Linked DNA regions of Mus musculus: region 2 is linked to region 1. Evidence: chromatin contacts called from ENCODE Hi-C or POLR2A ChIA-PET data. All regions are on one chromosome and are shown on one strand. The core of a region is the stretch at or near the end of the contact, and the rest is flanking DNA. Distances in the headings are between cores, read along the strand shown.

Evidence for each region. Hi-C counts contacts between places; a loop is a spot of excess contacts on that map. ChIA-PET counts read pairs that join two places held with the same protein, here RNA polymerase II (POLR2A).
Region 2: a map of heart shows a loop between it and region 1 (3-fold over the local background). The contact joins the promoter of Tinf2 here to the promoter of Ipo4 in region 1. A Hi-C loop is called at or near these places in 5 of 37 maps with a recorded cell type or tissue (adrenal gland and heart). POLR2A ChIA-PET finds 5 or more read pairs at or near these places in 3 of 5 experiments (Patski and embryonic stem cell).

Annotation. Positions count from the first base shown.
Region 1 is chr14:55,633,389-55,638,574 of GRCm38, forward strand. Ipo4 (importin 4) reads right to left here and starts at 2,296. Exons shown (of 30, transcript NM_024267.7): 1 at 2,142-2,296; 2 at 1,975-2,061; 3 at 1,744-1,823; 4 at 1,617-1,658; 5 at 892-1,021; 6 at 627-806; 7 at 324-389; 8 at 117-218; 9 at 1-29. The coding sequence starts at 2,210. It overlaps Tm9sf1 (transmembrane 9 superfamily member 1), which reads right to left. Exons shown (of 5, transcript NM_001360063.1): 4 at 4,471-4,744; 5 at 2,577-3,224. The coding sequence ends at 2,831.
Region 2 is chr14:55,679,860-55,685,045 of GRCm38, forward strand. Tinf2 (Terf1 (TRF1)-interacting nuclear factor 2) reads right to left here and starts at 1,958. Exons shown (of 9, transcript NM_145705.3): 1 at 1,531-1,958; 2 at 1,366-1,452; 3 at 1,141-1,230; 4 at 936-1,043; 5 at 752-848; 6 at 156-597; 7 at 7-71. The coding sequence starts at 1,722. It also overlaps a transcript of Gmpr2 not described here and the pseudogene Gm25887.

The DNA of each region.
Region 1 (5,186 bases), core at 1,046-3,545:
GGTTCGCCAAGGGCCACATTCTTAGCCACCTATACAGACACCGACAAGAATCAGAAACAAGCAAGAAAACTTAACGGCAAACCAGCGAGCAGGAGCAGCACCCACCCCGGGCTCACCTCCAGGCAAAACGTGAGGACCTCAGAGAGGTGGGGGTTGATGATGGGCAACTCTGTCTCCAGCATTTCATCCAGGGCCTCCAGGGCCTCACAGGCCTTTACCTGCAGACAGACAAGTAAGTCACAGGGTACTCGCTCCTCTAGGGGACCATGGTGCTTGTGCCTCCATTTTCCTTCCAAAAGGAGACCCCTCCCGTCTGTCCTTACCTCATCTAAGGGGATCAGAGTCCTCAGTGCCGTAACGACTTTGGGCACCAACATCCGTGCAAGAGACTGGAAGACACAGGAATGAGCGTAATCACATAAAGCGCAGGTGGTCTCATCCCAGAAGCCAGGAGCTGGAGGCTTCCTCAAAGCCTCCATCTAAGGAGCCAGCCAGGCCCAGCTAACACGCTATGCCCTCAACCCTTAGGAAGAACGGGAGGCGGAATAAAACTCGAAAGCAGCTTGGGCCAAGACTTCTGAAAGCGAGGGCACGAAACCGAGAGATACAGGCAGCGTCTTACTTACCACATCATCCGGCCTGACATAGCGGGCGATGGCAGTCAGAGTGCGCAGGGAGTAGAAGAGCACTCCGGGAAAGCTGACGTCACTGAGCGTCTCATTCAGAAGCTGAAGCAGCTCGTGCTGGTGGGCATGGAATGCCTCGGGCTGGGAAGACACCACCACACTCAGCAGCAGAAGTCCCACCTGTACAGGAGCAGGGGAGAAGAGACGGTCTCGTGGTCTATCCAGCCTCTGTCCCTCCTTCCTGCCAACAGGGCAGTGCCAGTACCTCTTTCTCGGGGCTATGGGAACTATGAGTGCTGTGCTGAAGAAGGTTCATGAACTGAGGCCATCCTTGTAGGCCTTCCTTTCGAAAAATGGTGGCTGAGAGCTGGGCCAAGCTGACACTCACAGAATGCCTACAAAGAGGAGGTCCATTCATATAGAAACACCTTTTACCACCCTTCCCTTGCAAACAATGCCCCAGGCCCAAGGAGTGGCCAGAAAGAGAATGCAGGTATGTGCACGGTCTTTCCTAAGGCAGACCCCATAAGACCACCGACAGCTGGGGGTGAGGAAAGGAGGGGGGCATTGTGATCTGGCTCGGTCAGCACCACTGGACAGGCTGAATTCAATTCAGTCTTGTTTTCCCTATCTGGGTTTAGCTGATCATTTTCAGCCATTCTCAAAAACTTTAGGGTTTTAGTTGGGCAGTGGTGGCACACACCTTTAATCCCAGCACTTGGGAGGCAGAGGCAGGCGGATTTCTGAGTTCAAGGCCAGCCTGGTCTACAGAGTAAGCTCCAGGACTGCCAGGGCCACACAGAGAAACCCTGTCTCAGAAAAACCAAAAAATTAAAAAATGAAAAATAAATCACAAAAAACTTTAGTTTTCACATGTTCCACCTTCTAGGCCTGAATTAAGTCCTAGTCTGGGGCTGAAAAAGAAGGTAGAAGTCCAGTATCTCAGCCCCAATCAGTTAGGACCCCCGAGAGTGGGTGCTCCACACTTACACTGTCTCTTTCTGCAGTGCTGTCAGGACCAGGGACTTGAGGCTGGAAGACAGGTGGCAAAGGCTTAGTACTCGGCCTGTCAAAAAGTAGACTAGGCCCGGCCCCTCCCATCCTAAATCTAGCCCACCTCTCCCTCTGCTCAGGTGCCAGGCGTCGCCAGCGATTGTTCAGCCTTCTGCGGGTCAGGACCGCTGCAAACTGGCGGATCTGGGGTGAGAAGAGGTTGCCAGCCAAATGAGAATCACAGGCACCAAGAAGATGATGAACAGATTAGGACCGCAGGGGGCGGAGGCTGGAGCGGGACCAGGGACACATTGAGGAATTTCAGAATTTCGGCAAGGAGGGGCAGGTGACTCGCCTGAGAGTCGGTCGCTGTTGCCAGCAGATCGAAGAGTGCGGGCAAGGCAGCAGGGTCCCGAAGGATGGTCTGGAGCTGCTCCGTAGCCTGATGGAAGGCTGGGAGGTCAAGACCGGGCCTTTCCCACAGCCTCCCCATCCCCGTAGCCCGGTCAGGCCTGCCCATACCCGGCGGATGCGCTCCGTGTCGGGCAGCAGCAGCTCCTTCAGGATCTGTTCCAAACCCGCAGGCTCCATGGCAGCTGCCGAGCCGCCGCCGACGCCGCCGCTGCTACAGGGCCGGGTGGGGAGGGGGAGGATCGGCACGTGGAGACTCCGACAGCAACTTCCGGCGGAAAGGGCGTTACTCTGCGTCTCTCCTGTCGCCTGGGTGATTCAGCTTGCTTCCCTTCAAAAACTGCGGAAAGCTGGTGGCTGGCGTCAGTCTGGGCTTCCGTCTGCCTGAGCACCCGCTGACAGAGCCTCGGCACCGTGGGTTCCCTGTGCCGACAGTTCCCAGAGTCCAGAGTTTGTGTGGCAATAGCGAACTCGGGTTTTCAAAACAACTGCATTGACAACAGGCCTCGGGTTTCTATAACTAGACCAAAACTTCCAACGACAGGATCCTTTTTCTTAATAAATTTTATTTTAATAATTGTAAAAAGAAAAAAAAAATCAGGACCAAAACGTAAGGCAACTTAAAAAGTTCAAATATATATATTCCTTATATAATAGAGATTTTTAATTTCCAGGTCCTCTCTAAAGAGGGAAGGAAGGCGACAATGCCATCACACAATTCGGTCAGAAGAGAAGCTATCAAGTGAAATCAATGGGGCATGATGAAAGCAGGAAAGAGCCAGAGTTCTGTGGCTTAGAACTCAGTCCATCTTGAGGTTAACATAGATATAACGGATGAACTTTAAAGAGGAAAAAAAGGAGATGGTACCCAGCATGAGGAAGAAGACATAGCCAGTCAGTAAAGAGTAGCCAAAGAACTCTACTGTCTGTACTGCCCCTGACATGTTAGAGCGCCGGGCATAGTAGAAAACTGAGTAGAGGAAGATGAAGAGGCCGGTGGAGCCGACGCTCAGCACGGATCGCCACCACCAGCGGTAGTCTTCCCCAGACAGCTGGAAGTAGGTGAGCGCAATGGAGATGCAGGCCCCCACACTCAGCAGGATGGCGAAGACAAAGAAGAGGATGCCGTACAGAGTGTACTGCTCTCGACCCCAGACTGTGGCAAAGATGTAGTACAGCTCCACGGAGATGGCGCTGTGAAGAGAAAAAGACAATGCACATCATTAAAGCTCTGTTCATAGCCACAGCACGCGGAGCCAAACTCAGCCACATCTTCCGGTAGCGCTGTGGCGATCAAGAGAGCTCCAGGAGGCTTCTGCCTATTAGCTTAGTTTATTAGTTGCTCTCGGTTCATGAACATCTTCCCTGACAGGCTGAAAGCAACCATCTTAACTAGAGTAGGCATACATCTATAATACTACTATTTGGGAGGCTGAGGCAGGAGGATTGCCAAATTCAAAGTCAATCTAGGTTAAAAAGCAAGTTCAAGGCCAGCCTGGAAAACTTAAGACAGTCTTAAAATGAAAGGTAAAAAAGGGCTGGGATGTGGCTCAGAGAACAGTGCTTGCCAAAGGATGCACGAGGCCCTAAGCACACTCCACTACTACAAAATGGGAGCAAGAAAGAAGTGGAGGGGGCAGATACTGTGTTGTTTACTTCCTTCTGTATTGTTTAAAAGGTACTTAACAAACTGAATGAGAAAACACATAGGTCTTAAGCTCTCTGTGCCTGTGAACACTAAACAGAAATCAGGTTCTGTAAGCTCCAATACAAGGCTTAAAGCCCACTTGATTACTTTCAGTTTGCTGAGTGAGAGCTTGACAGTGAAACGCTCATGTGAGCGAGCTGAAGCTCACTCCTGGTCTGTGCTTGGGCTGAGCTGAGGATTATTACTGGGTTATGGTATTTAGAGAGCGGAGAAAGGCAAAGGTGAATCAAAACCCTGCTGAATGCAAGGTGTGGTGGCCCTCATCCAAGGCGGGACAACTTAAGGTTTTTGTTTTGTTTTGTTTTTTAAGACAGGATTTCTCTGTAGCCGTGGCTGTCCTGAAACTCTGTAGACCATGCTGACCTCAAATTTATAGGAGCTGGAGAGATGGCTCAGCAGCTAAGAGCATTGAATGCTCTTCCAATAGGTCTTGAGTTCAAATCCCAGCAACCACATGGTGGCTCACAACCATCTGTAAAGAGATCTGACGCCCTCTTCTGGAATGTATGAAGACAACTACAGTGTACTTACATATAATAAATAAATCTAGAAAAAAAAAAAAATAGAGATCCACCTGCCTCTACCTCCGAGTGCCCATGAGCCTTATGAGTGCCTCAAAAAAAGAAAACAAAGTAAACAGAAAACAAAATAAACAAAAAACTCTCTAGTGTCCAAAACCAAACCAAACCAAAACCACCAAAAATGGATGGCCATGGTACAAAGTGAGGATACCTGAAAGGCAGGAAGCCACCAACAGTCATGTGGATGACAGTAGACTTGTACCAGGGCTGGGGTGGGATCTCCCGGGCGATATTCTTTGTGCGACAAGGTGCATCAAAGGGACTAGCGTTGTTCTTCCCAAAGATGCCGCCAATGACAGTGAGAGGAAAGCCTACCAGCAGCCAGACTGTCAGCAGCAGCAGGATGGTTGTGGCCGGCAGCGCCTGTGTTGAACCGTTGGCCCAATGCACTGAGTTCACCACACTCCAAGTCAGGAAGAAAGGCACTGCAGGAAGGAGGGTCAGCAGTAGGAGCAACATCCCCGTGACACCCCACTCTGACTGGACCTAAAGGGAAAGGGATGAAGTAGCCTGCCACTTACAGGGCCCACCTATGCTTCCAGATGGCCAGAGCTGATTGAATCCACTTTGACCCTTTTATAGCTCATTGTCCTTTTATGTGTTTATTCTTTATTCTTTATTTTTCAAACACCATTCCCCAACCCAATGTCATCAAGAATTAAGACAGCTGGCCAGCCAGTGGTGGCGCACATCTTTAATCCCAGCACTCGGGAGGCAGAGGCAGGTGGATCTCTGAGTTCGAGGCCAGCCTGGTCTACAGAGTGAGTTCCAGGACAGCCAGGGTTACACTGAGAAACTCTGTCTCGAAAAAACAAACAAAAAAAAAGAATTAAGACAGTTGCATCATTGTGGTCCAAGAGTGATACA
Region 2 (5,186 bases), core at 708-3,207, 46 kb after region 1:
GCTTACCTGGTTTCTTGACTGTAAGAGGCGGTGATGAGTGTCTTAGAGGATCCACGCAATTCACACTGTTCCTGAGGTGAAGGCAAAGGAAAGGTTGGGTGAAGAAGGGAAGCAGGCAGGGAAAGTATTCCTAAGGAAGGAGAAGAGACCCTTACTCCTGCTCTGCAGCCGGTGAGTCAGGTGGGGTCTCCTCTAATGCCCTTTTCCCCAAAGGCCGAGATGGAGTCTTAGCCTCCTCCGTGCAGACTGGCTCTGTTCCCACAGAAGCTGCTGAGGCCGCACCGGGTTCTTCCCTGCTTTTAGGGTTAGATAAGTCTTGAGCTGGTAAGCCCATGTTCCTAAATGGGAGTAGCATGACTGTGGGCCGCTCTTTATGGCACGCCTTTGCCGATGTCCAATGTGATCGGGATTTTCGCTTTCCCAAAGGGGCCAGATTAAAGCGGTGGCCAGCTAAGTGTTCTGGGTGCTCCAGTGAAGCTGGCTGGTGAGGGCCAAGCTTAGCTTTAGGCAGAGGACTGTGGAATGCTGGCCTGGTTTGCTGATGAGGACTCTCTTCCATGGGCTCTATCAGATTCCCTGAGCCAGAAGTAGAGCTCTCTGAAAGATAAAATAAGATGCCTTATAAAATTAGAACTAGGTTAAAACTCAGGTTTGTGTTACAGGCCCATATAACTTCCATTCGGCTGACTCAGGTTTGGTAGAGCTAAACACTAACCTCCAAATTGCTAGTTATCTCCGCTGATCCTCTTACCTGGAAATGTCCACCCCATGTCCATACCATACTGGTGCAAAGCAACCGAAGAAGTGATGAACGAGCCCGGCTGACTCCAACTTAGAGCATCCTGAAGCTGTGGGCAAGGCGACAGATAGGAAGATCATAGTTCTCGGGGAAGCCACCCAGCCTTCCGCCCTTAAAGTGTTTCTTTCTCAACAACCTCTTGTGCTCTGACTGGAGGCAGTGCTTTCTCTAGCTGACACAAGTATTCAAACAACAGCTTTTCCATGGCAACTAGAAAGGATTCCCCATAGTCTTGTTCTAGTTCCTGTATGTGGGAAAGTGAAGCAGGTCAGATGAATTTTAGAAAACAAAACAAAACAAAACAGGAATCCCATAACATCCTCCAAACCAACCATTCTCACCTGCAGGCTCGAAGGCGGGTCCTCTGACAGGTGCTTCACAAGCAAGCAAAAATTTTCCCGTGCCTCCAAAAGCTTCCTGTCTTCTTTTGTCTGTTGAGGATATTGAAGACAGGAAAATTTGGGTGAGGAGGTGTCGCTAGGACCCAGGGGCAACTTGGTTGCATCAGGCCTGAGTTTGGTCTGCCCAAGATAGCACTCACAGCTTCGGGGTCCAGTGGTACTTACTGTTCTGGACTCTGCTGGGAAGTGATGCTTCAGGGCATTCAGGACCTGGTCCCAGGGTCGCGCCTGCAGGATCAGCTCCACCACCACCTGCACGGTACAGGGCTCAGAACACCTACCCTTTTCCAGCCGATCTTAGTCCCAACCAGACGTCCTTCTCTCTAGTACCTTGGCCTTTAGGCTCATACACAGGCGTTCATGGTGCCGGTAGCAAACCAAGCCGGGGGCAGCAGCGCGCAAGGACTGCAGAAACTCCACCACTTTCGGGAAGTGCTCTACGCGGCGACGGCGGACTACCAGCCAGCTGGCGGCGGCAGCAAACCGCAGAGACGCGGGACCTACCCCTGGAGGTGGGGCCATGGCCCGCGGGCGCCCTTTCCTCCTTTCGTTCAACCCAGGCTTCCCGGACGCTCCCGTAGGCGGAGCCCCGCTTCTCTCATCTGCACCGGAAGGTCGGCGGACCAGCTGGGCCCATTTCGCGGAGCCACGGGAACCCCGCAGTCTCCTCTCAGGCGGTGACTTAAGTGTATCAACCTGTCCAGATCACTAAACTTAAAATGCCGCCACTGAGGGAAACGCAGGAGTACGTCACTTCCGCCTGGGCGCGCGGCTTCCCTCCCCGGAAGAGGCCGCGGAGGGAGCTGTGACGTCACGAGGTCCCCTGCACTGTGAAAGTGACGTACGACCTAGCGTCACTCTCCATCACCCCTGCAAGCTGTAAACCTAGGTGTCTGAATCAGCGTCTGCCAAGCCCTTCCCGGGCCGCCAGCCGCTCCCAGGAAAAATTCTGCCATTCCTCTCGCGAAACAGAAGAGGGCGCTCGCTCGTTTCAAAAAACCAAACACAGGCCTGAGTGGTAACTCCGCCCTCCTGTCCTGACTCGCCGGTGCCTAAACGAATATAGTTTGAAATATCCTAGGGCTAGTCAGGGTTCTCCTGGACAGTAGGATGACAGCCGTTTTATGCTTTTCTGTGCCACATCTTTGCTGTTTCGTGTAGTTTATAATATTTAAGGGCTTCCTTTTCCAAGTTTCTTTTGAGCACTAACTTGATGGAGTCCTTTAGTGGGTTGACTCTTCTTGCTCTCCCCAAGGACAGAACCGGGCACACTGTGTACAGCTTTACTTTGTTGCTTAAATTAATTATCTGCCTTGCCCACCTTGCAGGAATTTTATGAAACCTGCCCATTATTTGAATGGTTTCCTCCATTCCCAGACTCATGGCTCACACTTTGCCTTGGTTCTCCAGATCAGTATTCAGAGCCTTTCCAGACCCAGTACCAAAGTACTACACTGGATGTTAATGTTGAAGTGGGTTTTCTTCATATTTTTTTCTGTCATTTCTGACCTTACCACTTTCATTTTTTCTTTAAAGATTTATTTATTTTATGTATGAGTACACATTACTCTCTTCAGACACACCAGAAGAGGGCATTGGATCCCCACTACAGATGGTTGTGAGCTACCATGTGGTTGCTGGAAATTGAACTCAGGACCTCTGGAAGAGCAGTCGGTGCTCTTAACCGCTGAGCCATCTCTCCAGCCCCACTTTCATTTTTTCTAAAGAATTTTCCCACAGAGTGTGCTGGTGCACACCTCTAAATCCCGGCGTGAGATGGGGTTTTTTTTTTTCCCCCTTGTTTTCAGTACTGTAAATACTTTACTCCCTTGTTGCTTGCATGGTTCTGGGTAGAAGTCCAATCTAGTTACACATTGTTTTTAAAGCTGAGAAATTAATTTCCTTTTTAAAGCTATCATGTATTAATTTAACTCTTTTGATACTTTATTTTTATTTAATGTGGACCAGTGTTTTGTCTGAATGTATGTCTGTGAACCATGTGTGTGGAGTGCCCATGGAGGGCAGGTGAAGATTTAAGTCTCCTGGGATGGAGGTTACAGAGGGGGGGGGGGCATGCACAGGTAAAGACAGAACAAGTAAGAACATGAGAAAGAGCCAGAAGATTAGAAAAGATTGCTAAAGTTAGTTTGAGGTCAAACAGCAATTCAGAGAAGCCAGATTGAATTAGTCAGCTGGGAGAAGAGTTTGAGCCAGAACAGCTGAGTTGAACCAGATGGACAGAAGTCAGAAAGAACTAAAAAGGGGCGAGTTTATTCAGCAATAACTCTGGGGTGGTTTGAATATTCTTGGCCCAGAGAGTAAGTGGCACTATTAGGAGGTGTGCCTTGTTGGAGTAGATGTGGCCTTGTCGGAAGAAGTGTGACACTGTGGTGGGCTTTGAGACTCTTCTCCTAGCTGCCTGGAAGCCAGTCTTCTCCTGTTTGCCTTTGGAACAAGATGTAAAACTCTTGGCTCCTTCTCTAGTACCATGCCTTCCTGGACACTGCCATGCATTCTGCCATGATGATAATGGATTGAGACTCTGAACTTGTAAGCCAACCCTGATTAAAAGTTGTCCCTTATAAGAGTTGCCTTGGTCATGGTGTCTCTTTACAGCAGTGAAAACCTAACTAAGAAAATCTCAGAGGCTGAAAACCTTCCAGGCCTAGATTAGATAGTTTGGAGGCTAGACGCTTCCATACAAGGCCTAGATTAGCAGACAGAGACAGGTAAATAAAAACTACTGTTACACACAGTGAGACTAGAGGATGAAGAAATGTTTGGAGCAATGACTAAGAAGTGTCCCAAAGTAATGATAGATACTACACTTGATCTTAGCCAAAAGGCTGAGAAGCGATTAATGATAGATACTAAACATAGATCCAGAAAACTCAGAATAGCAAGCAGAACAAATACCATCACAAACACAGAGCTGAGTGATACTCAACCTGCACACACACACACACACAATCACAGGCAAAAACAAAAGTGCTGAAACTAGTAGGAAGGAAAGGATGAAATTAGACCAGAGAACACTGTCTAATGGCCTTCAAGGTTAAGGATTAAGTTAAGGGGGGCTGGAGAGATGGCTCAGCAGTTAAAAGCACAGGCTGCTCTTCCACAGACTTGAATTCAATTCCTAGCACCCCTACTGCAGCTCATAACTGTAACTCCAGTTCCAGGGACTCTGACACCCTCATTTCAGACATACATGTAGACAAATAACAACGCACATAAAATAAAAATAAATACAGTATTTTTAAAAAATTAAATTAAGGGGATGGAGGGATAGTCCCACAGTTAAGAGCACTAACTGATATTACAGAGGACTGAGGTTCAATTCCACAAACTCTAATGTATTCCGTTACTGTACTCTCTTCTTCCTGTACTGTCTGTCTCTCTCTCTCCCTTAAGTAGCTTTCCTTTCCTCTCTCTTCTCCTGAGAGTTGGGCAGATTGTACTCTGTCAGATATTTCTCTGATCCATCATTTTGTCTGCCACTCAATTAAACTGTTTTCAAATATGACTGTTTCCTTCAACAAACTAACTTTGCCTTGATTATTTGGGATTGAAGGTGTGTATGAAGGGTTGTCTGTATTCCAGCCAGAGGGATTAAAAGTGTGTACTAAGGGCTGAGCCACACCACAGCTAGAAACAGGTTCAAATATCCTATAACAATGTGTGTCTGTGTTGAATGGACTTTCCTGGGAAGGTGAAACAGCAGCTGCTTATCCCGAATAGGACAATGACAGACCAAAGTAATGATCCTACCCAAGTGTGGTTTTGTGAACCAGTAGGTATCGCCTTCAGGCATGTAGGTGGCCCCCAAACAACATGCCACTAAAAAGACTCATCTTTCCATGAATGACAAGTTCTCTATAGCTGTAGATGGAGATCTCTTTCCAGTTAATCTTCCACACTCTATACTATTATTTCTAAGGAGCACGTGAAGTTAGGGCCCAATTACACACAGCTAGGACAGAGGT